2 separate regions of the Homo sapiens genome follow, and region 1 is linked to region 2. A link is an interaction called in ENCODE POLR2A ChIA-PET data of the cell type or tissue named here. Cell type or tissue: GM12878. All regions are shown on one strand. Each heading gives the region's core, and the rest is flanking DNA. Links, peaks and the distances in the headings are about the cores only.

What was found. ChIA-PET counts read pairs that join two places held together with the same protein. Peaks named below come from ENCODE experiments on the same cell type or tissue, not always from the same donor. Only the 100,000 strongest peaks of a DNase experiment are listed, where the experiment ranks them.
Region 1: POLR2A ChIA-PET joins it to region 2 with 5 read pairs; 4 of 35 experiments call an interaction of 5 or more read pairs at or near these places.

Annotation. Positions count from the first base shown.
Region 1 is chr1:51,864,224-51,872,223 of GRCh38, reverse strand. All of the region lies in intron 1 of NRDC (nardilysin convertase), which reads left to right. Among named protein-coding and RNA genes, the nearest start is that of NRDC, 11 kb to the left of the region's middle. In GM12878, for the core only: no CTCF peak of the experiment used is centred there; no DNase peak of the experiment used is centred there.
Region 2 is chr1:51,946,513-51,964,192 of GRCh38, reverse strand. All of the region lies in intron 2 of RAB3B (RAB3B, member RAS oncogene family), which reads left to right. Among named protein-coding and RNA genes, the nearest start is that of RAB3B, 35 kb to the left of the region's middle. RefSeq lists an enhancer at 11,149-11,208. In GM12878, for the core only: no CTCF peak of the experiment used is centred there; DNase peaks (open chromatin) are centred at 7,501, 7,823, 8,252 and 10,972; H3K27ac peaks cover 546 bases.

The DNA.
Region 1 (8,000 bases), core at 1-8,000, 88 kb after region 2:
CCTGCCTCTGTCTCAAAAAAACAAAACCAGAACAAAAAACTCTCTGTTTTTCTGACTGGGCGCCGTGGCTCACGCCTGTAATCCCAGCACTTTGGGAGGCTGAGGCTGGTGGATCACGTGAGGTCAGGAGTTGGAGACCTACCTGGCCAACATGGTGAAACCCTGTCTCTACTAAAATACAAAAATTAGCTGGGTGTGGTGGCGGATGCCTGTAATCCCAGATACTGGGGAGGCTGAGGCAGGAGAATCGCTTGAACCCGGGAGGCAGAGGTTGCAGTGAGTCAAGATCGCGCCCACTGCACTCTAGGCTGGGCAACAGAACCAGACTGTCTCAAAAAGAAAACCAAAAAACAAACAAAAACGCCCTGTTTTTAAAGAACTGAATGATGGTAAAAGCTCTTTTGCTTTTAAGAAGCTTATGATCTGCTGTAGGAGAGTCAGGGAGCAGATACTGAAACTGAAATGCATTAAATATAATAGGTGCTAGAATAGGGATATGTAAAGTATGACTTTTTGTTTTGTCATTTGTGTTTCTAGCTTGCTGTCTACTGGTTATGTGACCTTTAGCAAGTTAACTAATGTCTCTAAGGCTAAGGATCTTCATAAGGACACAGAAGAAGAGCAACCTATAAACAATTGAAATTGAAAAGGAGCAGTTGGGAAGCAGGTGATAGTGGCTTTTTTTTTTTTTTTTTTTTTTTTTTTTTTAATGAACCAGTGGAGGAGAATTCTTGAAGCAAGGAGTGATGATAGATAAAACTGAGAGGTCAAGCAGTACTAGGACTGAATCCCTTTTGGAGACTCGAGAAATTATTACTGGTGAAAGCAGTTTCAAAGGAATGGTATGGAGGCAGAAACCAGGTTGTAGTGAGTTAAGGATGAATGGAGAGTGAGAAATTGATTGACTGAGATGGAGTCTTGCTCTGTCACCCAGGCTGGAGTGCAGTGGTGTGATCTTGGCTCACTGCAACTTCCACTTCCCGAGTTCAAGCAATTCTCGTGCCTCAGCCTCCAAAGCAGCTGGGGTTACAGGCATGTGCCGCCATGCCCAGCTTATTTTTGTATTTTTAGTAGAGAGGGGATTTCATCATCTTGGCCAGGCTGGTTTTGAACTCCTGACCTCAGGTGATCCACCTGTCTCAGCCTCCCAAAGTGCTGGGATTGCAGGCCTGAGGCACCACGCCCGGCCAAGAGTGAGAAATTTTGAATGATGAGGTACACATTGTTTGGTTTTAAAGGGGAAGGGATGAGAGGAGATTTTAGGATAAAAACAGTGCATTGTAGCAAGAGAGAGTTTTTTTCAAGATGAATAAGAGGTGAGCATGTCTTGCTTGAGAAAAAAAGAATCAGTAGAGAAGTTGAAGATACAGACAGTAATAGATTACTGTCTGTATTAGTAATAATACTGTCAGTATTAGTAATTATTAATTACTAATTATTAATACTGTCTGTATTCATAATAATAATAGATTCTTAGATAGTTGTGAGGTGACAGGATTAATCTTAAGAACATACCCAGAGAGGCTCATTTTAGAGAGACGAGAAAATATCTTCACTTAAAGTGAAGGAAGTAACGAGTATGGATGCAGGCAGTGAAAACTTGAAAGGGTGACTTTCCCCTCTTATTTGTAAAGTAGTCATTGAAATGTACTTAGGTGGTCCTCTGGGGAACTCTAAGGGAAATAGTGGGATGCATAGGGGAAGCCTTGAGTGTGAAGGTTTGAAATAGCTAATGTAGAAAATGGGTGAAGTGTATACGTGGTAAATACTAAGAAAATTTGTGGGTTCTTGAGCATGAAAATGATAAAAGTAAAGCAGTATTTTAAGAATAAAGCAGTAGTTTAAATCTATAGGATGTGGAAGACTGGCTTAAGAGTCAGTTATAATTGTGTCAGTTGTGTTGACACAAATGGTACTAGTCTTTCTGTAGCTGATGTGTTCCCCTCTTCACTTTTCTTTTTGCTTTCCACTTAATTCACTTTAAATGTTTGCTAGGCTAAATGCCCGTGAGTACGGAGATCATGTCTGTTTTATTCACTCAAGGTCCAGTACATTTTAGGTTCTCAAATAATATTTGTAGAATGTATGAATGTATGAGTGCTTACATGCCAGGCATTTTCACAGAACTCATGGGGATATTTTGCCAGAAATTTCTTAGATTAAAATTGTATTCTGAAGCTGGGCACAGTGGCACATACTTGTAATCCCAGCTACTTGGGAGGCTGAGATGGGAGGATGGCTTGAGCCCAGTAGTTCAAGACCAGCCTGGGCAACAAAATGAGATCCCTCCATCTCTTAAAAAAATTTTTTTAAGTGTATTTTGGCCAGTTTTAAAGCAATTGATTTTCAGAGAAAATGAATATGGACAGGTTACAGAAGTGCAAATGATACAAATACTACAAATGCGTATGCTGATATTGTATATTTTGTGTGGAAGCTTGTGCTTGGCATAGTAAGCACTCAAATGTTAGCTATTACTGTTTATATATTGGATAAGGCCATGAATAAAGCTGGCTTTGTAGCATTTTTTGTAGTAGTAAAAAGTTGGTACAACTTTATTTTCCATTGGTTGAATAAAGATTAAATTATGTTACAGTTTTACAATGAAAATAATACATAGCTATAAAAAAGGATAGGTGATTTTATATGTTGAAATAGAGAGATCTTCTCTGATTTATTGTTGAATGAAAACTAGTGGCAAAACAAAATGTATAATTCCATTTTTAAAAGGAAAAAACATTACTGTTATATGTTTACTTAAATTATAGTTTTTCACGTATTCATATATATGTACAGAAACGATTAGGGATGGTATTCAGCAAGCTCATTTCTCTGGGGAAAGGAAGGAGAGATTTGACTTTTGTTTTATTTATTTTTTAGTAATTACAAGAAGATAAGTGTTAAATAACAATAAAGAAGTATTATGTGGTCATCACAGGGAAGGAACTTTAGATAAAAAGAAAATTTAAGAATTCCTGGCTGGGCGCGCTGGTTCATGCCTGTAATCCCAGCATCTTAAGTCAAGGCAGGAGGATCGCTGGAGATCATGAGTTTGAGGCCAGCCTGGGTAACAAAACAAGACCCTACCTCTACAAAAAATTAAAAAATTAGCTGGGCTTGGTGGTGTGCACCACCAAGCTGGTGTGGTCCCAGCTACTTGGAAGGCTGAGGTAGGAGGATGGCTTGAGCACAAGAGTTTGAGGTTGTAGTGAGCCATGATCACACCGGTACACTCCAGTGTGGGCAACAGAGTGAGACCCTATCTCAAAAAGAGAGAATTCTCCATAATTATTCTACCCTGCATTAACCACTGGTAACATTTTAAATAATTTCAATGCCTTATTTTATTTTTTGAGGTGGTGGCTCACTCCCTCTCAGGATGCAGTGCAGTGGTGTGATCTCAGGTCACTGCAACCTCCACCTCCCAGGCTCAAGTGATCCTCCCACTTCAGCCTCCTTGAGTAGCTGGGACGACAGGCACGCACCACCACACCTGGCTAATTTTTGTAGAGATGGGGTTTCCTCATGCTACCCAGCCTGGTCTCGAATTCCTGGATCCTAGAGTCAAGTGATCCTCCTGCCTTCATCTCCCAAAGTGCTGGAATTACGGGCATGAACCACTGTGCCCAGCCAGACAGTACTGTTACTACATGATAGATTTAAGTGCTATTCTATGAAAATACATTACTGAGGAGGTACTAAGCAGTAATTAGAGTATAAATGGATTGTATTCTCTCATTTTATTCCTTCTAACAAACTTCTCATAATGGCAGGTAATGTCCAAGGCCTTCTATTTTGTTCTTAACGTTCTATCTTCATCTTCATCTTCTGTTGTGCTATTTTGTGCTTCTTTTCTTGGCACATGTTTTCTTTGGTCATATTTGCCTTTTGAATTCATGCATGAGTATCTCCTCTCTTTTCTGTTTTCTTTCAATCGTCCCTTCCCACATGTAGTTAGTGACTCTTGTGTGGCCCTCTAGCAATGTTTTTTTTCCAAGCGATTTCATATTTTTGTAGTTATTACTTGTCTTTCCACGCTATTATGTTGAATTTTTTGAAGGGAGAGAATTTGTTTCTTTGAGTCTTTGCATACCTTCTCTTCTGTTAGTAATAAATGAATAGTCTGTACTCCTAAGACCTTATCTCTACTCTCCAGTTGTGTACTGGATCCCATCTCCTTACACCTTTTATGTTCCACTAATTATTCCAGCAATTGTTCTCCTTCCATCCTGCATCATCAGTTTGTCTTTTACTGGATCATCCCCGGGAGCATACAAATATGCTGTAATTGTTTCCATCTTCAGGAGAGAAAATTTCTTTATTCTTTATCCCCTTGGAGCTATGTCCTTCTAGCTATTCAGTTTCTCTGGTAACTGTAGCAAAACTTGTTGAGTTATCTGTACTTGCAGTTTGTAATTCATCTGTTTCCATTATTCTGTAAGCTCACTCAGAGTAGACTTCTGCCACTATTGTTACACTGAAATAGCTAGTTCAAGGTCACCAATATCTTTACATTAGTCAATTCTCAAGTTATCTTACTCAACCTATCAGCATCATACTGCATAGTTCACCATTCTTCTTGAAATGCTTTGATCAGTTGACTTTCAGGTCACCACTGTTCATAGTTCTCTTCCTGCTTATTCACAGATCTCTTCTTATTTCCCTGACTTCTAAATTTTGGATTATCTAGGGCTCAATTTTCAGACTTCTCATCTACCCTTACTCTGTATGTTGTCCGGTCTCATGACTTTAAATATCAGCCTGTATAAAATAAATTTTGTTTTCCTACCTCCATGTTTTTTCTTACTCTTTTTTTTTATAGCACTTATTGTCATTTGACATAAATTTACTTGTGCATTGTCTTTCTCTTGCACTGGAATGTTTCATCACAAGGGCAAGGAATTAGTTTTGTTTACTGCTTATATCGCCAGTGCCTAGAATAGTGCCTGTTTTAAAGTCTTGCTTCCATTTCTGTCTTCTTCCTTTTCTCCTTTGGCTTGTTACATAAGGATATACTTTTCAGTCTTTTTTTTTGGTTACTTTATTTCTTGCTTTTTGTCTGGATCAAAACATAATGTTTAGGCTGGGCACAGTGGCTCATGATGCCTGTAATCCCAGTGCTTTGGTAGGCTGAGGCAGGAGTATTGCAGGAGCCCAGGAGTTTGAGGTTACAGTAAGCTATGATCGCATCATTGTGCTGCAGCCTGAGCGACAGACTGAGACTCTGTCTTTGAATATATATGGCATATATGTATATATAAAACATACATATATATAGAAACAAAACCTTACAGATAACAGCTGAAGCCCTCTTTATATTGCCTCTTCCCATTACCTTCTCTGCCTTCTTTTTTCAGTGTTAACCACTATCTAAATTTCATGTATATACCGTACTAGTTCTATCTATAGTTGTATACTTTTTATTAAACATACTTTTTAAACAGTATATATCATTGTTTTTGCATGTTTTAAAGCATTATAGAAATAGAAAGGTATCACATTAGATGTCTCATAATCTTTTTTTTTTTTTGGTTTAACATTGCTTTTGAGATTTATCCATGTCAATAAGTGTAATTCTAGTTATTTGTGTTAACCAATGTTTAATATTTTGTTGATGAATACATCGTTATTATCTATTTTCCTATTGTCATTTGGTTACAGTTTTCTGTTATATTTTGTTTTATGACTATGCCACAATTTAGCTTTTTTCTTTTTGTTTTTCATTTAAGTTGTTTCTAGCATTTCAGAGGACTGTATATGGTTCCTTGTGCACACGTTTGAGAATTTATCTAGGGCACATACCTATGAGTGAAATGATACCTATAAGTGAAATGACTGGGCATACTCATTTTTAACCTCACTAGATATTGCCATTAGTACTCTTCTAATGGGTTGTGCTTTTTTACATTGACACCAATAGAACATGAGAGTTCCTGCTTCTTTACGTTCTTACATTTTTAGCAGTTATTGATACTGTTAGTTTTTTTCTTTTCTTTTTTTTAAAGATAAGGTCTCACTCTGTTATCCAGGCTGGAGTGCAGTGGTGAAATCATAGCTTACTGTAACCTAGAAGTCCTGGGCTCAAGGGGCCCTCCTGCCTCAGCCTCTGGAGTGGCTGGGACTGCCACCACGCCCAGCTAATTTTAAGAAATTTTTCTTTTTTTTTTTGAGATGGAGTCTTGCTCTGTCGCCCAGGCTGTGCAGTGGCAAAATCTTGGCTCACTGCAACCTCTGCCTCCTGGGTTCTAGTAATTCTTCTGCCTCAGCCTCCTGAGTAGCTGAAACTACAGGTGCCTGCCACCATGCCCAGCTAATTTTTTTTTTTTTTGTATATTTAGTAGAGATGGGGTCTCACCATGTTGGCCAGGATGGTCTCGTTCTCCTGACCTCCTGATCCGCCCTCTTGGCCTCCCAAAGTGCTGGGAATACAGGCGTGAGCTATCATGCTTGGTCGATATTGTTAGGTTTTAAAAAAAATTACTATCTGTGGAAAATTGTATTTCTCACTTTTTTTTAAAGGTTAGTCAAGTGAAGCAGTGGGAGTGGAGAAGGCATCATTTAGTTGTGAATACCACTGAATTCAGATCAGCCTATATTTTTCTTTCTTAAAAAATCTTTTTAGGCTGGGCGCAGTGGCACATGCCTGTAATTCCAGCACTTTGGGAAGCCAAGGTGGGCGAATCACCTGAGGTCAGGAGTGCAAGACCAGCCTGGCCAACATGGTGAAACCCCATCTCTACAAAAATAGTAAATTAGCCAGGCATGATCATGGGTGCCTGTAATCCTGGCTACTCGGGAGGCTGAGGTGGGAGTATCGCTTGAACCCGGGGAGGCGGAGGTTGCATGAGCCATGATCACGCCATTGCACTCTAACCTGGGTGACAGAGCGAGACTCCGTCTCAAAAAAAAAAAACAAAACGAAAAACTTAAAAAATTTGTATTTCCCCTTATTACTAATAAGATCAGACATTATTTCATAGTTTGTAGACATCAGGATTTCTCCTTTTATAAATTGCCTGCTTTTCTATTGGGTTGTTTTTTCTTTTTATAAATTTGACTTGTAAAAATTCATTTTATTTTGAATGCTAATTTTTTGTCGATTATATGAGTTGCAAATGTATTCTCTAAGTCCATAGCTTATGTTTGCTCCTTGTTTATAAAGTCAAACATTGAATCAGTTATTGATCTTTTATGGTTTGCACTTTTTGTATCTTATTCTAAAAATTTTATTATAGTTTTTTACATTAAGAAATCTAATTTTTTTTTTTTTTTTTAAGACCAGGTCTCACTCCATCACCCAGGGTGGGGTGCAGTGGCATGATCTCAGCTCACTGCAACCTCTGCCTCCCGGGTTCAAGCGACTCCCACCTCAGCCTCCTGAGTAGCTGGAACTACAGGCATGCACCACCACGCCTGGCTAATTTTTGTATTTTTAGCAGAGACAGGGTTTTACCATGTTGGCCAGGCTGGTCTCGAAGTCCTGGCCTCAAGTGATCTGCCCTCCTTGTCCTCCCAAAGTTCTGGGATTATAGGTGTGAGCCACCATGCCTGGCAAAAATCTAATTTTATTACTATTTAAAAAAAAATATGGATAACCAGTTGTCCAGTCATACTTTTAAAAAAGTATAAATCCCAGAGATCACCAAATATTTTCTGTAAAAGTTCTAGCTAATAAATACTTTGGGCTTTGTCAGTCAGGAGGTGAAATTGAGGATATTAAGTAAGTACTTGTATATCAAAAAAGAAAACAAATTTCTGCAAATTTTTGGTGAAAATTTTTATGAAGTTCAAAATATAGTATGTTTTTTGGTAATACAGTTCTACTAGTAAGAATGATGGAATTGTTTTTATTGGGATAACATTTTGCTTTATTGGGATCAAAATTAAGTGTTCATCAGTCAGTTCATCTGTTAAATCTGATTTGTAATGAGATTTTACATACCTTATCTTTGAAAATGTCTTTCCACATAGCTAGGTACCGCCAATATATTAATATTGAA
Region 2 (17,680 bases), core at 4,262-12,261:
ATTGATAACCTTGATACAAGTTGTTTTGGTGGAGTAGGAGGGGTGAAAGCCTGGTAAAAATGGCAGAAGAGAAATTGGAGACACCAAGTATGACACAGCACTTTGAAGGATGTTTGCTCTAAAGAAAAGGAGACAATTGGGGTGGTAGCTGAAGGTGAATGGGGAAGTGAATCAGAAGAGGTTTTTGTTTTTTTAAGATTTGAGAAGTAGCAGCACGTTCGTATGGTGGTAGAACAATTGAATAGAGATCAACAAAGCAAGCCAACAAAGAAACAAAAATACAAAGCTGATGATTTGGAAACAAAGGAGAACTGCTGGGACAATATCCTTGAACTGGGGAGAGGGGATAGGATTACATGCAGAGGGTGAGTCCTTGGTAGGAGCACAGACTGTGCACCTACATTCCCAGGGGAGAAAGCAGAGGGTTTGGGCACAGGTGCAGCTTGGGGTTCCATGTGCTGGTTCGAGTTCTCTTAAGTACAATTTTCTGATGAAGCAAGGTCATCAGTGGAGAGTGAAGATGAGGGAGGAAGTTTGGAGAGTCGAAGAGAGAGGAGAATGTCATTTAGGAAGGTGGGAGAGTGAATAGACTGTGGAAATGTAATTTGATTGCTGATTAGCATTAAGACTTCATTTGAAATTAGTGATCATAAATTTAAATTCATCAGCTCATGAATTTGAAGCATGGTTGTGTGTTTTTCTCCAGCCATGTTTTGCTCTGAGGATAAAGGCATAGAATAGGCAAAGAGTTGACTTTAAGTAAAGTGTGGTTTTGCTGAGTATAACAAAGCAAGAGGGCCTGGGGAGTCAGGGGCATGTGAAGGGAGGCTGTTGTCATGATTGACCTTAGAATTCAAGTTGGGCCAAGAGGGAGGTAACAACACAAGGGATGAAGGACAGTGAAAAGGTGGTAGGGAAAGAAGACTGTTGATGCTGGGAATCTACAAGGAGTGAGCTGGAAAGAGCATAGTGGTCTGAGTATGAGAGGCTTGAAATTACTATTGGTAATGATAAGGTCCAGGATATGACTGTGAGAGTGAGTTACTGAGGTGGGGTCAGAGATCAATATCACTGGAGGAGAAGCATTCAAGGAAATGAGAGTCCAAGGTGATGGAAGCCTCATCTATGTGGATATTGAAATCACCAAGAATTATGGAGAGAGTAACAGTGAAGCAGAAGCTGTTCACTGGCCAGTAGAGGGATAAGTGGGTGGTATAATCTCATGATATTGAAAGCTGGAGGTGTTTTGTTTTGTTTTTTTGAAGGAGGGAAAGAGAGTGATATGAAAGCAGGGGTGAGAAGCAACAACATCTATCCCACCTCCAGCCCGCTGATTCAAGGGTGATGAGAGAGGAAGTGAGCAACAATTTAGAGGCTTTAGGAGAAGCCATGTCCTCAGGGAGAGCCGGGCTTTGATTACAGCAAGGAGGTAAAAGAAACGTTCGGATGAGAGGCTGAGCAAAAATAGATTTTTCTGATGACTGACTGAATTTCAGAAGACTCAGAGAAAGGTTTCAGTGGGGAGGGGAGGAGACAGTGTTAGAAAAGATGATGATGTACTGAGCTATATGGCAATTGGAGTCCAGTGATCAGGGATGGCTTTGGAGACATGGGCTTCTTGCCATAATTGACATGAACAGAGGGATAAAGAGAATACAAAACAAATTATAAAGCAGACAGGTGGTCCCAGGACAGACAGTGGTTGTGTGGCGTGTGTGGGAGGATCCCTGCTTCCTTTTGATCCCTGCATTTAGAGGCCCAGAGTCTGGCAAAAGTGCCATTCTTATTCTGAATGCCTGGCATCCCTCTTGACTTCACACATCAATAATTGTGGCAATGAACAGCAGCTTTCATTTAGACCTTCACCTGTAAATGGGACTAATACTATCTCCCACAAAGCTGATGTGAGCTGACAGTGGCACGGGCTTTCATGCCAGCACTGTGCTCAGTGCTTTTATGAACTGATTTCATCCTGACACTAACCCTGTGAACTAGGTGCTGTTATTATCCCCATTTTACAGAGAAGTAAACTGAGGTCCAGAGGAGTTAGATGGCTGTCTCAAGTTCACACAAATAGTAAGTGGCAGAGTCCAGATTTGAATCAGGGTCTATCTGGCTTCAGTCTGGGTGCAGTGGTTCATGCCTGTAATCCCAGCACTTTGGGAGGCCAAGGCAAGTGGATCATTTGAGGTCAGGTGTTTGAGACCGGCCTTGCCAACATGGTGAAACCCTGTCTCTACTAAAAATACAAAAATTTAGCGGGGCTTGGTGGCTGACACCTGTAGTCCCAGCCACTTGGGAGGCTGAGGCAGGAGAATCACTTAAGTTCAGGAGGCGGAGGTTGCAGTGAGCCGAGATCGCCCCACTTCACTCCAGCCTGGGTGACAGAGCGAGACTGTCTCAAAAAAAATAAAAATAAAAATAAAGGTCTGACTGTCTTCAAAACCCATGTATGGAGTTTTGAACCCCTTGTTATATCTTCACATAGGTAAAGCACTCTGTAAATGGTGAAATTGTTAATAATTACAATTTTTGGGCAGCAATTACATACTTTACAGGTGCTTTACTTGCAGTTTTTCCCTTATAATTATCACAGTGATGGTGCCCAGAACAGATGAGGAAACTGAGACTCAGAGAAGTTAAGGGACTTGACCAAATCTTACCAAGCCTGGAAAATAGCACATCTGGGACTCAAAATTAGGGATGTTTGCCACCAGAGTGTTCTTTTCACACCAAACTGCCTTCCCCACTCTTTCCACTGCCCTGTGGTACCCCAGGGACCTCACAGGTGGTTGAGAGTCAACGTCACAGCTAAAAATCAGAACCTCCAAACAAACACTCTCAGAAACGGAGGTGTTATCTGTTGCAAACTATCACCTTTTAGTTACCAGCTCCCCTCCTTTTCTACCAGCCCTCCTCTCTCTCTGTCCCACTACAACTTCACAGGGGAGTCTAATGGGCATCCAAGATTGAGCAACACCAGTGTATAGGTATGTAATTAAGTGACTTGGCACTGAATGTAGTGGTCTCTGAAGAAGCTGCTGCATGTTCTGGGCATAGGGTGAAAGGAGTGGTTGGGGGCTTAATTACTTCAGCTGTGGTGTAGGTGGAATGAACACATGGTACCAGCAGTGTGATAAGTAATGTCTCTGAACCTCTGTTTCCTCAGCTGTAAAATAGAAGAATATTAATGCCTACTTCTTAGTGTTGTAGTAAAGATTGAATGAGATCATATAGGGAAAGGATCTAGCATGGAGCCTGTAACATATTAGGTGCTAAATAAACTTACCCAAAGTCATACAGTGAAGGGGAGAGCCAGGATTAGCTCATGAGGTTTCTATTATGCTGTACTACTGTGACTGATCTTAGGGTTACCACCACTTTAAGATTGCGAGCCACAGGACTTACAAGGCGGAGTCATCAACAGAGAAATTAGTTGTGAGTTGTGGCCCTTTTACTCCCATTTTCAATGGATGGAGAGAGCAGCAGTGCTCTGCCCCTGAAGACGTCCAGTTGCCATCTAAGGCTGGAGATTCTCCTAGCCTGCTTGGAACCTGCCTGATGTGTTGCTAAGGACAGGGGTGGGATGGGGGAGGCCATTCAACTGAGGATTTATAATCCCTTCCTTCTGCAGAATCCTCCTTCCCCCACACCGTTGCCCAACACCATTGCCCCACACCTTGGGTTGCCAGGCGACAGCTGGAAACTCTTATCCTGTCTGTGCTCCTGTGCTTCTCACCTTCCTCTGTGAAGTCTGTCAGCTCTGTGCTAATGACGCAGGGGCTCTGTGCTGAGGCCCAGATGGCTGGGAGGGCAGGTCCCAGGGGATACAGTGCCCCCTCTCTTGAGTGCCCCACTACTGCCCCCAGCTCAAAACTAAGGGTCATCCTTTACTCCTCTCTGCTCTTGTCATATTCATCTGATTGTTCATGAGAAATATCCATTCTATTTCCCCAATTTCTCTTGAACGCATCCCCTGGTCAGTTCTGTTCCATAAACATTTATTGAGAGCAGACTGTGAGCCTAGCTCTCTCCTTTGCCCTTTCCTACCTTAGATTCCTGTTCTCCCCCTTGGACTGCAGCTGCCCGGTGGCACTCCCTGCCCTCAGGCTTGCCCTCCATAATCGCTGTCACTCCAGTGCCTAAAATCCAGGGGGGCTCTCCTGCATCCCCCTCAACACATTCTTGGCCCTTTCTGCCTCCCCAACCCCATCTTCACCCTTCAGGCAGTCCATGCACCACCCACGTGTACTCTAAACCCCCAACCCAACCACAGGATGCAGTTTTAAAAAAACAAAACCTTTATTTTTTAGAACAGTTTCAGATTTACAGAATTGCAAAGATAGTATGGAGAGTTCCCATTTACCCGACACCTGGTTTTCCCTGTTATTACCATCGTACATTAGTATGGTACATTTGTTATAATTAACCAATATCGATATACTATTATTAGCTAACATCCCTAGTTTATTCCACTTTCCTTAGATTTTACCTACTACTCCTTTTCTGTCCCAGGATCCCATCTAGAACACAACTGATCTGAATTGTCGTGTCTCCTTAGGCTCTTCTGGGCTGGGAGTCGGGATGCACTTTTTCACTCCTTGCCTTGCCCAGGTTGTTTCCTCCTCTCTAGAGATTCCCCCTCTACCCACATTTCCTTTTTGTTTCTCTTCCTTTTTTTGGAATAGGGTCTTGCTTTGTCAGCCAGGCTGGAGTGCAGTGGTGTGAACATGGCTCACTGCAGCCTCGACCTCCTGGGCTCAAGCCGTCCTCCCACCACAGCCTCCAGAGTGGATGGGACCCTAGGTATGTGCCACCACACCCGGCTAATTTTTTTATAGAGACAGGGTCTCAGTTTTTTGCACAGGCTGCCTTGAACTCCTGGGCTCAAGTGATCCTCCTGCCGAGGCCTCCTAAAGTGCTGAGATTACAGGCATGAGCCACTGCACCTGGCCTCCTCCCCCATTTTCTATCAGCAAACTCCCATTTGACTTTGAAGACTCAGTTCAAGTATCATCTCTTCTGGGAAACCTTTGATGACCCACCTCCCCGCAACTCAGTGGCAGTTAAGGACCCTCCTTAACTTTCCATACTAACCAGCTGTATTGCATGTGTCTGGAACTCACCTGTCTTCCTCCCAGACTGCATGCTCCCTGAGGGCAGGGACCGGGTCTGACTCGGGTCTACAGCTCCAGCACCAGGCACAGGGCCTTGCCAATAGTAAGGGTTTAACAAAGACTGGCAAAATGAAAGTGAGTGCTCAAGCTAAGGCTGTATACCTCTCAAAGTTGAGGCTATCTCTTCTCTCTGCACTTGCAGTGCCTGATCTCTCTCTTGGCCTCAGATCAAGTTTTGTGCCACCCCCACCCCTATCAGTTCTGCCCCTCAGTGGCTGGGAGGTCTGAGGCTCCTCTTGGGTTAGCCTCTCTAGAATGAGTAGGCCACTTTCTTTTCTTTTTTTTTTTTTTGAGACTGAGTTTTTGCTCTTGTCGCCCAGGCTGGAGTGCAATGGCGCAATCTCGGCTCACCGCAACCTCCGCCTCCCGGGTTCAAGTGATTCTCCTGCCTCAGCCTCCCGAGTAACTGGGATTACAGGCATGCGCCTCCACGCCCGGCTAATGTTGTATTTTTAGTAGAGACAGGGTTTCTCCATGTTGGTCAGGCTGGTCTCGAACTCCTGACCTCAGGTGATCTGCCCACCTCGGCCTCCCAAAGTGCTAGGATTACAGGCATGAGCCACCGCGCCCGGCCGAGTATGCCACTTTCTTACCGGCTTTCCTCTCAGCACCACTGTGGACACCAGTCCAGTCTGATCATCTGATACATATGAGATCTCATTTGATCACAAGAGGAGGTCTTGTCATCCTCATTATACACTTGAGGAAACTGAGGCCCAGAGGGTAAAGGGTTGTACTTTATTAAAGTTGACAAATGGACTAAGTGGGCCCTGAATGCAGGCTTTTGGGACTCATTCCCTTGCCTGGGATCTTCCTACTGGACCCTACTTCTGCATATAAAAAGTGACACCTAACCTCAGTCAACAATTAAATGCTGTACTAGAGCCATCCCAGGACATCCCAGCCTCCTCTGTGCCTGGCTGAACCCCTCAGGTTCTTCAGCTAGAACATGGGGAGGAAGAGATAAGGAAGGTAAGAGAGAAGAGAAAGGGAAGATAGAGAAAATTGGTGGCAATTCTGAGGTTGGACCCTGTGTTCAGGCTGCCACGAGGTGCCATTTTGTGAGGAGAGAATATGTCCTCTCAGGATACCGGCCTCCCCCACCGGTGTGTTGCCGTGTCAACTGATTGAGCCCAAAGGCTGGCTTGGAAATTTACCACCAACGGAGGCTTAATTAGCCCTTTAATTTCCTTCCAGCGGAAGTTTGCTCAGGTGGTTCCTAGCCCTGCTTTCTTGGGCTCCTCCCTCCTCTCACTTTCCTACAGCTCTAGCTCACCAGGAATCTGAGGCCCATTCTGGGTGTTGACACCAGGGGGAAGAGCAGCAGATTACTGAGGGCAAACAGTAAATTAAATGAACACGACTGTTTATACAGAACTTTACCAACACACTGTCACAACACTTATCTTACTTTATCCTCCCAACAATACCAAGAAAAGGATATTATTATGAAACCTGTTTTGCAGTTAACAGATCTGCAGCTCAGAAAGTCAAAGACAGCAACTGGTCCAAGGTCACATGCCAAGAAGTGGCAAAGCTAGAATTTGCTTGACCCCAAAATCCATACTCTTTCTGCTGCCCTTCACACTGTCTGTTCATTAAGTGCTTACAGTGTTTAATGAAATGACACATAAGTGCTGAAGGAACACTAAAATTAAGGGGGGAGGATGAGAATGAGGGTAATTTTAAGAGGCTTCTTGGAGGATGTGATAAGGACAGAAGTGGGTGCCAAAGTGCAGGGAATATTGTTAAAATATATTTTTGTCTTGTTCCCATAGGGATTTAAAGTGGCAGGAAAAGATCGACAGAGTGAGGGCCTGCACCGTTTTTTTCTTCCTCCTGGTTTGGTCCTGACTCTAGCCTAAGTTTTCCACCAGTTGTGCTGCTACAGATTATCTCCCAGCAGTTCATTTGATCACTCAAGAACAAACAGACAAAACCATGAAAAGAGTTTATATAGACTTTACATAAAAACCACTAGAAGATTTTATAGTCTGGTGGAAAGACAAGCACGTTGGCAATTCATATACACAGTTTCATTGGAGAGAGGATAGAAGAGAAGTTAGGAAGGCTGTGAAGTTTGACTTTCTGGCTCGGGTCTTTTACCAGCTGTATGGCTTCAGGCAAGGTGTTTAATCTCTGAATCTCATTACTTTATCTGTAAAATAAGTATGAAAATGGGACCTCGCTCAGAAAGTTGTAAGAATTAGCACAGTGCCTGGCACAGCCCGTCTAAACAAATGGCAGCCAGTCATTATTTCTGCCTGTGGGTATGGGAGGAAATGCGAGTCATACAGGAGGAAGCATTTGAGCTGAATTGGAATGGTAATTAGCGACTGCCTTGGCAGGGAAGGGGAAAAGGCTGATCCAGGCAGAGGGTGCAGCATGAGCAAAGCACTGAGACTTAGAGGAACACAATGTTTGGGGCCTATGGAGTTGTCCAGGTTGGTCAGAACCTGAGGAGAAAAGAATGGAGAGGGGTGGCAAGAGCTGAAGGCAGTGAAATTGTTAGGTTAGAAAACCAGGGATAAGTTTAGCATCCTAGCAGGCAGTATAACTTAGGGGTTAAACTCCCAGCTCTGACATTTGCTAACCTGGGCAAGTACTTAACCTCCCTGTGCCTCTCAGTTTATTTGTCTTACTCCAAAGAGCTGGTTATGAAGACTGATGAAGTAGTGCATGAAAAGTGCTTGTCACAGTGCTTGACACTTAGTAAGTACTCAATTCGTGTTAACAATTATTATTATTTGATTATAACAATTATTACTATTTATCCTGACTCCTTAGAGCTAGAAGGGGCCTTAAAAAAGTAATCTAGTCTAATATCCCTATTTAAAGAGGAGAATCCAAGGCGCAGGGTGCACAGTATTCATAAGCCCACAAAGCAAGTTAGTGGTAGGATTAAACCATACCCAGGCCTCCTGCCTCCCAGCCTTACAGCTGTGTGGCTCCCTTGCCATTCATTGTCAGGCTGCCTCTGACAGGCTCTTCCTCGCTCCTCAGATGTTTGTCCCCTGTCCCTTGTAAATAAATTTCAAGGCATTTGCTTTGTGGAGATGAGTGTTGATCCTATTTTTAGAACACTCTGCCACCTGTATGCAAATGATCCTCAGGGGACTCGTCTGCTATGGTGACTTGGGCCAACTCCTGAAAGAAAGCAGCTATGAGACCAGAGGGAAAACAGCCCAGGGTAGGATGGGGATCCTGGACTCCTGATTTCTCTATCTAGTTAAGTCTCTGAACTCCTCTTGCCTGCTCTGTATATGTTAACTCCTTGTGTCTCCATTTGGAAATGAGTTCAGAAATAGGTCCCTGGGGCCAGGCGCAGTGGCTTATGCCTGTAATTCTAGCACTCTGGGAGGCTGAGGCTGGCGGATCACTTGAGGTCGGGAGTTTGAGACCAGCCTGGCCAACATGGTAAAACCCTGTCTCTACTAAAAACATAAACATTAGCTGGGTAGCTGGGTGTGGTGACACATACCTGTAATCGCAGCTACTCAGGAGGCTCAGGCAGGAGAATCGCTTGAACCCGGGAGGCAGAGATTGCAGTGAGCCAAGATTGCGCCACTGCACTCCAGCCTGGGAGACAGAGGGAGACTCTGTCTAAGAAAAAAAAGAGTAAGTAAGAGTAAGTCCCTGGGCCAGGTGCCAAGCCAAGGTTTTGGCTTTGGAATGTCATGTCAGAGGGTGCTGTAGAACCCAGGGCTGTGGGCATTCACATCGGCTATGGTGTTGGCTCAGCTTCTGGAGAAATATTTATTGTTTTCAGGAAAATAGAAGTAATTGGGGGATTAGAGGGAGAAAAATCACCTTAATATACAACCCAATGATTCTGCCCTGCAAAACGGGAGAGAACTGGAACTCATGAGATGACAAGAAGGAGAGGGAGGGCAAGGCCTCAAACTTCGCTCATAAAGGTCAACGCCCCCTGGCCTTTGGCAGAAGCAGCAGTGACCTGATCCTCAGTGGCCTTACTATTTAGCACACACTAACTGAATGTCTTCCGGGTGATAGGCCCTATGTTGGACACACTAAACCCTTCAGTGGCTTTCTGTTCTCGTCAGGACGACATCCAAGCACCTTGACCTGGCATTCAAGACCTCCGTGATCTAGCTACAGCCTCACTTCCTACTTCCTCTCCTGTCTACTATTTTAAGTACTATGTTTCCAGGAATCTAAGATGCTATCAATTCTAAGATACATCCTTTTTTAAAGATATTAAAATGTGAAAAAGTGGACATCTGAGAATCTATGAAATATGGTATTTTACAAACCATTGAAAATGGAACTGCTTGCTTTCTCCCCAGATGCTGTGCTGTTTCAGGCTTCTCTATTTTTTTAAGCTATTTTATTATGGAAAATTTCAAACACACACTCGAGTAGGGAGAATAAGTAGTACATGAACTCTGTCCTCCAGCTACAACAGTGATCCACTCATGGTTGGTTCACATGCTTTTCCTATACTTCCTTCTCCCTGGACTGGTAATAATAATAAGAATAGCAACTGCCAGTGCTTACTAAGGATTTAGTTTTTTTCTTAAATGTATAAGTTAATATATGCTTATTTAAAACATATTTTGAAATCACAGCCAAGCATAAAGAAGAAAATGTTACTGACATTTGGGTTGGTGGTTGGTTCCTTTCCAGTTTCTTCTCTATGAATTTTTAACATAGTTGAGGTCAGATTATATATTCAATTTTATTAAACATAGCATTATAACATAAGCGTAGCTAACATTGTTAGAAAATCTTTATATGTTTTTGATGAGTTCATTGTACTTTATACAAAAGATGAACCATATCCATTCATTCATTCATCCAGCAATATTTGTTGCACTTACCACGTGTCAGGCACTCTCAACAGTGGTAAAAGAGTGAGGCCCATTCTCTGGCCTCTCAAAGCTCAGTTTCCCCCCATTGTTTGACATTCAACTACTTTCCAATTTGGAGCTGTTATCAATAATGTTGCAGTGATTATCCCTGTGTGTAAAACTTTTCCTAGGTTTCAGATGATTTCCTTTAGACAGATTCTCGGTAGTGAAATTCCTATTTTACTTTACCTTTGTGAACACTGAATGTTATCTTAATTTTAGTTTAGCTAATTCAGTAGGTTAAAAAAGTATCTCATAATTTCAATTGCATTTCTTTGATTATTTATCGAATAAATCATCTGTATATTTATTAACCATTAGGTATTTTTTAGTTTTTTGTTTTTAAGATGGAGTCTTGCTGTGTCATCCAGGCTGGAGTGCAGTGGCACGACCTTGGCTCACTGCAACCTCCACCTCCCAGCTTCAAGTGATTCTCCTACCTCAGCCTCCCAAGAAGCTGGGACTACAGGCGTGCGCCACTGCACTCAGCTAATTTTTGTATTTTTAGTAGAGACGTGTTAGTATGTTGGTCAGGCTGGTCTCGAACTCCTGAACTCAGATGATCTGCCCGCCTTGGCCTCCCAAAGTGCTGGGATTACAGGAGCAAGCCACCGTGCCTGGCCTACCATTAGTTTTTGTGAATTGTCTTTTGACAAGAGTCTTACTTTTATCACCTGCAATTTCTCAGCACAAGGCCTGACTCTGTTCATTTCCTTTTGCTTGCTGTGATCTGGGGATGTATTAAGTATAATCATGTTTCATGCTTCTTTTTTTCCTCCTGGCTCTCTTCCACCTCACTTCTCTCCCCACATTTTCCTGTCTCAAAGGGGAGTTGGGTGAGTCACATAAAGGGTACAGCAGGTGGCATATGAAGTAAATTCCCCAGAGAGACTTCTCAGAATGCTGTGAATGGTGCTGATGTCAATTTGGAGGCAAAAAGAGTGATGAGGAAATGGATTGGCAACTCTGATGCTAAATTTGTCCATGCCAAAGCACTGGGATATTATGAATGATGGTTCATTCTGCAGGCATCTTTAGAATACTGCTATATGCCCAGATGCGTGTGGGGTACTCATAAGGGCTTAATAGCTGGAGAAGACACAAATGAAATAGGTCATAATTAATAGTCAACCATATACATGTTGGATGGTTTCAGGCTAAGTGGAGATGCCCAGCAGACAGTTGGAAATTTCCATCTGAAACTTGAAAGTGAGGGCCCAGGGGAGGATAAGGAGCCAGTGTAGGAGACACAGCAGGAACCGGCAGAGCTGAAGGGAGAGAACAGGGGAAGAGAAACTTCACAGAAGCTGAGGAAAGAGGGAGTTTCCAGAAAAGGGGTGTGTTTGGGGGTGATGTCATGTTTTTAATTTAGGGCAACAAAAAGGTTATATTACCCATCCTTCTTTTATTTTCATTTTTCTTCATTTTTATCTTTTTTCTTCATTTATTCATTCCTTTGTTCATTCCTTTATTCATTTATTCATTCCTTTGTTCATTCAGTATTTATGGAGTACCTTCCAGGTGCCAAGTATTGCATTAGACACTGAGGGTACAGAAACAATAAGGCACAGCCCCTCCTCCAGTCTAAATGAGAGATATAGGTGAGAGTGGAAGCAAATTCCTGATATAGGTGCTATGATCTATTCATTAAAAATATTTATTGAATACCTAAGATATGCCACATACATTGAGGAACAATGCAAGGAAGCCCTATGACCTTCAGCTAATCCACTTGAAGTAAAAAGTAGTGCCTTTATCTTGGTGGAAATCATGGAAATCAATAGCTATATCCATGAGTGTTTTTGAGTTTAGAGTATTTGAGGGCTTTGTGTGAGAGACCAATGCCAAAAATAAGAATACAGGGCATTCATCTCTCTGGGGTCCTGTTTCCCATCTGTGAAATGGGTATGTACACCTCTCATAGGATTCACATGTGTCTAACTTTCCCACTAGACTGTGAGTGTTCTGAGGATAGGGATCACACATGGCACAGGCTAAGATCAGTGAATATATGTGGAATTAATTACTCTCATAAGGGCTTTCTGTCTTTAATGGCCTGTGCTCTGCTGTCACTAAAATAAAGGTCCAAGTACATTCTGTGGAAGGCCAGAAGCAATGGTGATGAATTTAGACAGGGTCCTGAAGGACTTCCCAAAAAAGGTGCACTTTGACCTGGACCTCAAAGATTAGATAGGATTACAGAGGGCAGGGAGGCGCTTTAGAATCCTTAATCCTGGATTCCAGTGACTTCTTTTCTACCCTCTGCCCTCAAGGACCTAACCAGTTGCTACCTAAGTGTTCTTGGACTCCAATTTACTTATTTATTTTTTTGAGACATTGTCTTGCTCTGTCACCCAGGCTGGAGTGCAGTGGCATGTCTATGGCTCACTGCAGCCCCCATCTCCTAGGCTCAAGTGATTCTTCCATCTCAGGCTCCTGAGTAGCTGAGGGACCACAGGTGTAGGCCACCATGCCCAGCTAATTTTTTGATTTTTTGTAGAAACACAGTCTCACTTTGTTGCCCAGGCTGGTCTCCAACTCCAGGGCTCAAGCAATTCTCCCACCTCAGCTGGGATTACAGGCATGAGTGACTGCACCTGGCTGACTCCATTTTTATTACCTGTAAATCAGTAGTGACAATGACACATGGTGGGCTAGAAAGAGCACTGGATGTAGAGTCAGAATATTTGAATTTGAGTCCTGGTTGAGCCTAAAAATAAAGAGCTATGTGGCCTTGGGAAAGTCACTGAGTGTCTAGGTCTCAGTTTTTCTATCTGTAAAAGAAAGGAGTCAGACTGGATGAACTTTAAGATTGATTTCTTCTGGTTCTAAAATGTCTGCATTGGGGACAAGGGCTGCAAAACTGCCCATTGGGTACTATGCTCATTACCTGGGTAATGGGATCAGTCATACCCCAAACCTCAGCATCATGCAGTATACCCATGTAACAAACCTATACATTTACCTCCTGAACCTAAAACAAAAGTTGAAATTGTTAAAAAAAAAAAAAAAAGTCTGCATCACAGAATCATTGTCAGGCTCCTGTAAGATGATGTAATAAAAGTACTTGTAAACTGTAGGGTGCTCTATAATGTGGTCTATATGGCTGAGGACGGATAGCTATAATATTAAGCTAGCTCCAAAGGACCATTTTTACCACTTTCAGTCCTCTGTGTCTCCCAAGCTCTATTGAACTGCTCTTTCCTTCCTAAAGAGCTCTCCCCTTCCAGTTTCCTTCCATTCCCATGGGACATAATGTCTCAGCTCTCAGCTGCTGCAGAAAAACAAAGCACTTGGAGCTGAGCAGCTGTGGGTCGGAGGGTAGCGCATGGGGGAAAGCTAGCTTGAAAGTTCTCATTACCTGCCTCCCTGGTGCTCATCATCCCCATCCACTAATCTTGCCTGGATTGAAGACGGGAAGAGAGAGGAGTCTGGCTGGAGGAATGCACAGGCAACAGGGCACGACCCAGGGATGAAGACCCCAGAGATAACCTCTCACTTTTTGTGTGACCTCTCAAGTTGTCACTGCTCTGGGCCTCCCTTTGTCTATGACATGGAAAGTGCCCAGAAAAAGGAGGTGATATGTATGAGCTCACAGACCCTATTCCAACCAATCCTGAAGTTCTAAATGAGCTTTCCCTTTTCAGCACAGTCAGCCCTTGAGTTTCTTTTGCTAGCATTCTTTTAAGTTCCTAGTATGTGGCAGGTGCTATAGTTGAGGGCCTAATAGTTAGCTAAGTATGACTTGATTTTAGGGTGCTCATAGCCTGAAAGAGGAGACAGAAAAACAAACTGGTAACTATAACAAATGTGATGTGTACAGTGATATTGATAGCAGCAGGAGGCAGACAAATGCCTAGGCAGATAGGGACAGGTCCCTGATGAAACCCCACCTTCAAGCCAAAAACAGCCTGGACTGCTGCTGGTTCTGGATGAAACCCATGACCCAGAGTGAGAACTTGTGTTCCTGTTTGCCCACCCTTTCCTGGTTGGTTCTTTTTGAATAATGCTTTTTAACCAATTAAATGTTGCCTTTTCCAGTAGTACTCATGGCCCACCCCTCACCTGTCCTGTGCCTAAAAATACCCCAGACTCAGCCACACTGGGAGAGATGACTTGACTTTGGGTGAGAGACCCCACATTCCTGATCCCTCTCTACTGAGAGCTGTTTCGTCACTCAATAAAATTCTCCACCCTCATCACCCTACAGTTGTCAATGTGACCTCATTCTTCTTGGATGTGGGACAAGAGCTTAGGACCCTCTGAATGCAAGTACCCAAAAGGCTGTGGCACTGTGGCCCCCTGCCCTCCACTGGTGGAAGGCAGCCACCCCGTGCGACAGAAGCAGTGGTGGGGCCAAGCCAGTCCCGGAGCTGTGGGCTAGAGTGGAGCAAGGAGCTGACTGAGCTGTTAGCATGCCACTGTCTGTTGGGCTGCTGCTGATGGGGCTGCAAGAGCTAATTAGCACACTGTAACACCCCTCTGGAGCTTTGGGGTTGCAGGCACCCCTGCCTGGGCACTGCCACCTTCCCCTTGGGGTGACATGCCTGGTCAAGCCACAAGCCCCTCACAAAGCCTGCTCTCATGTCAGCACTCGGAATGGCTGGCTGGACCCTGCACTTGCTCACTCACACATCCCCTCCCTCCAGGGGCCGAAGGTGCGGTTGCAGTGGCCACGGGATTTGTGCTGGAAGCTTGCCCTCAGTTGCAGCCCTGAGGGCCAGAGTTGATGGGGTGTCTCCTTCTGTGAGCCTGGCAAAGTGACTGAGAAAAATCCTGTGCCGGTGTAATGGCAAACATTTAAAGGGCAGGGGAGGAATTAGTGGGGAAAGAAAGTTAGGGAAAACTTCAGAGGATGTGACCTTTGAATATGTTTGTGAATTATAGAACGCAAGGGCATTCCAGGCAAAGATCAGCATATGCAAAGGCCCAGGGGTGCGAAGGAGCTGCGTGTTTGGGAAACCACAAGTAGTTAAGGCAAAAACTGGAGCTCACTGTTTCAGTTAAGGAATGACAGGAAAGGAACTAGCAGGGAAGCCTGAGCTAGATCCTGAAGGGTCTTTATCTACTGAGAAGCTTGGACTCCATCTTGTAGGCTTTGGGAGGCCAGCAGACGGAGATGGGAAGGTTTGGATTTTTCCAAAGGACCATCTGACATTCTGTGTGCTCTATCCAAATTGTTACAGACACCCCCATACATTTATCCTTTCAACAAATATTTATTGGAACACTCTGGCCCTGTGTTCCAGGTGCTGTGGCATGCACTGGAGATGCAATAGTAAGCAAAACCAGACATCCTGTTCTTGTGGCACTGGTAGTTTGGCAAGGGAGACAGACCTTAATCAAATAATTACACAAATAAATACAAAATTACAGTGGGAGTGAGTGGTACAAAGGAGAAGCTCATGGTGCCAGGAAAGCATATAATTGGAGCATGTGACTTTTCCAGGATGGTCAGCTTCTTTGCTGAGCTGAGCTCTGAAGAGAGAGCATTACCTCAGGGAAGGGCACTAGGAAGGCTCTCTGGGAATGGGCCTCTTCCGCTTCAGAACCCCCACCCAATACATGTTTACCTCCTATGGTAACAGACACTGTAGACTTTAAGCAAGTACCGGCTTGTATTCATCTGTTTGTCTTCAGGACCTAACCAATGCTTGGCACAGAATCAGTACCAAGTGAAGATTTGAAAGAAAGGAAAAGAGAAGTGCCTTTAGGCACTTTAAATAGTTGAAGATAGCAGTACTATCCCCTCAATGGCTAAACATCTTCCTTCACCTGGTTTCAAGTTCCCTTCACTCTTCTCTGGCTGTTCTGCTAATAGTCAAGGCCCCTGTGACAAGAGATTTAAATCAGTGAAGTAGCCTTGTGAAAGAGGATGGTCTGTTGGGAGACAGAAGACCTGGTTTTATTTAAGCCCGTTTTCATGATTTCCTGTCATTCACCTCTTCAAGCCTAAGTTGCCGTTTTTATAGAACAGAGATATTGGTCCTTCTCTCACAGGGTTTCTCAGGGAATAAACTGAGATAATAAGAAAAAAACATTGTAAACTGTAAGAGTTAAGGAAGTGTAAGGATTTGAATATTTGGAGGGCTGCCACATGAGTAAAGAATTAGATTTATTCTTTGTGTCTCCAGAGAACAGTATTAAATCAGTGGGTAGAAATTACTGTATGTAGATTTCAGCTCAACGAAAGGAAGAAATGTTCTAATAATCAGAACTGTCCATCAGTGGAATGGCTGCTTTGTGAGGGGGTGGGTGTCCAAGTTGGAAGCACTCAATACAAGGATGTTGTGGAAGGAATTCCTATTTTAAGTGAGAGGATGGATTGAATGACTTCTAAGGTTTCCTTTTAACCCTAAAATCCAAAAATCTGATGGTCAAGACAAGCAGAGAAGCTGGGAGAGGGTGTATTGTGGCAGAGAGTAGCATGAACAGAGATATAGAGCAGAAATGAATGTGGCATGTGTGACGACCGTGTGGAAAACTTTACGAAGAAATGAAGAGTGTGTGTTGGATCACATGTGATTTCATTTAAGCTTTCTAGGTGATTTCCAATCTTATGCTCTGGTGGAGGGGAGATTGTTGGTCCCTGGAAGCCTTAGACATGGTTAGAGGACTTCCTGTATTGGGAGGCTGCAGAGGATCTTGGGGGCTAAAGAGAATCAAGAATACAAATCAGGTTGGACTTTAGGCTGTGTTGAAAATGCACAGGCTTTGGTCAAGACAGAATTTGAATTTTTTTTTTTTTTTGAGGCAAGGTCCCACTCTGTCACCCAGGCTGATGTGCAGTGTGCAATCTCAGCTCACTGCAACCTCCACCTCCTGGCCTCAAGTGATCCTCCCACATTAGCCTCCCAACTAGCTGGGACTACAGGAGCATGCCACCATGCCCAGCTAATTTTTGTATTTTTTGAAGAGACAAGGTTTCACCATATTGCCCAGGCTGGTCTTGAATTCCTGAGCTCAAATGATCCGTCTGCCTCGGCCTCCCAAAGTGCTGGGATTACTGGCATGAGCCACCGTGCCTGGCCAGAATTTGGATTCTGTCTGCCTCCTTATTGTTTGTGACCCTAGCAATTTACTTAACTTCCATGAGCCTCAGTTAATTCATATATCAACTGGGGACTCAAACTTGTCCTCCTTCAAGCTGATATAACAATTAAGAGAAATGACGTAAACGGCATCCTGGAAACAGCACAAGCTTTGGAATCAGACAGACCAGGTTTGAATCTCAGTCTGAAATGAACTGACTGCAAGATCTTAGGCAAGTTATTTAAAACTTTACCTCATCTGTAAATAGAGATAGTAGTATTTCAGAAGGGTTTTTTGAAAATAAAATAAAATAAGAAAGGTGCCTACTAACATGTGCCTGGCATGTAGTAATGCTCAACTAACAGTGTTATTTTGTTACCACAAATAATGTAATGGGTCTCATATATAAAGCACTTACCAAAGTGCTCAGAACATAGTGGGTGTTCAGTAAACATTAGTCCCCTTCTGTCTTGCCCACATGTCTGTCTGCCACACTGAGCAGGCTATGGGAGACTAGAGCAGTGGTGCTCACTCTCGTGTCTGTTCTCTGGCATAATCCTCTGCCCATATGAAGAGCTCAATGAATGTCTGTTGTGTAGA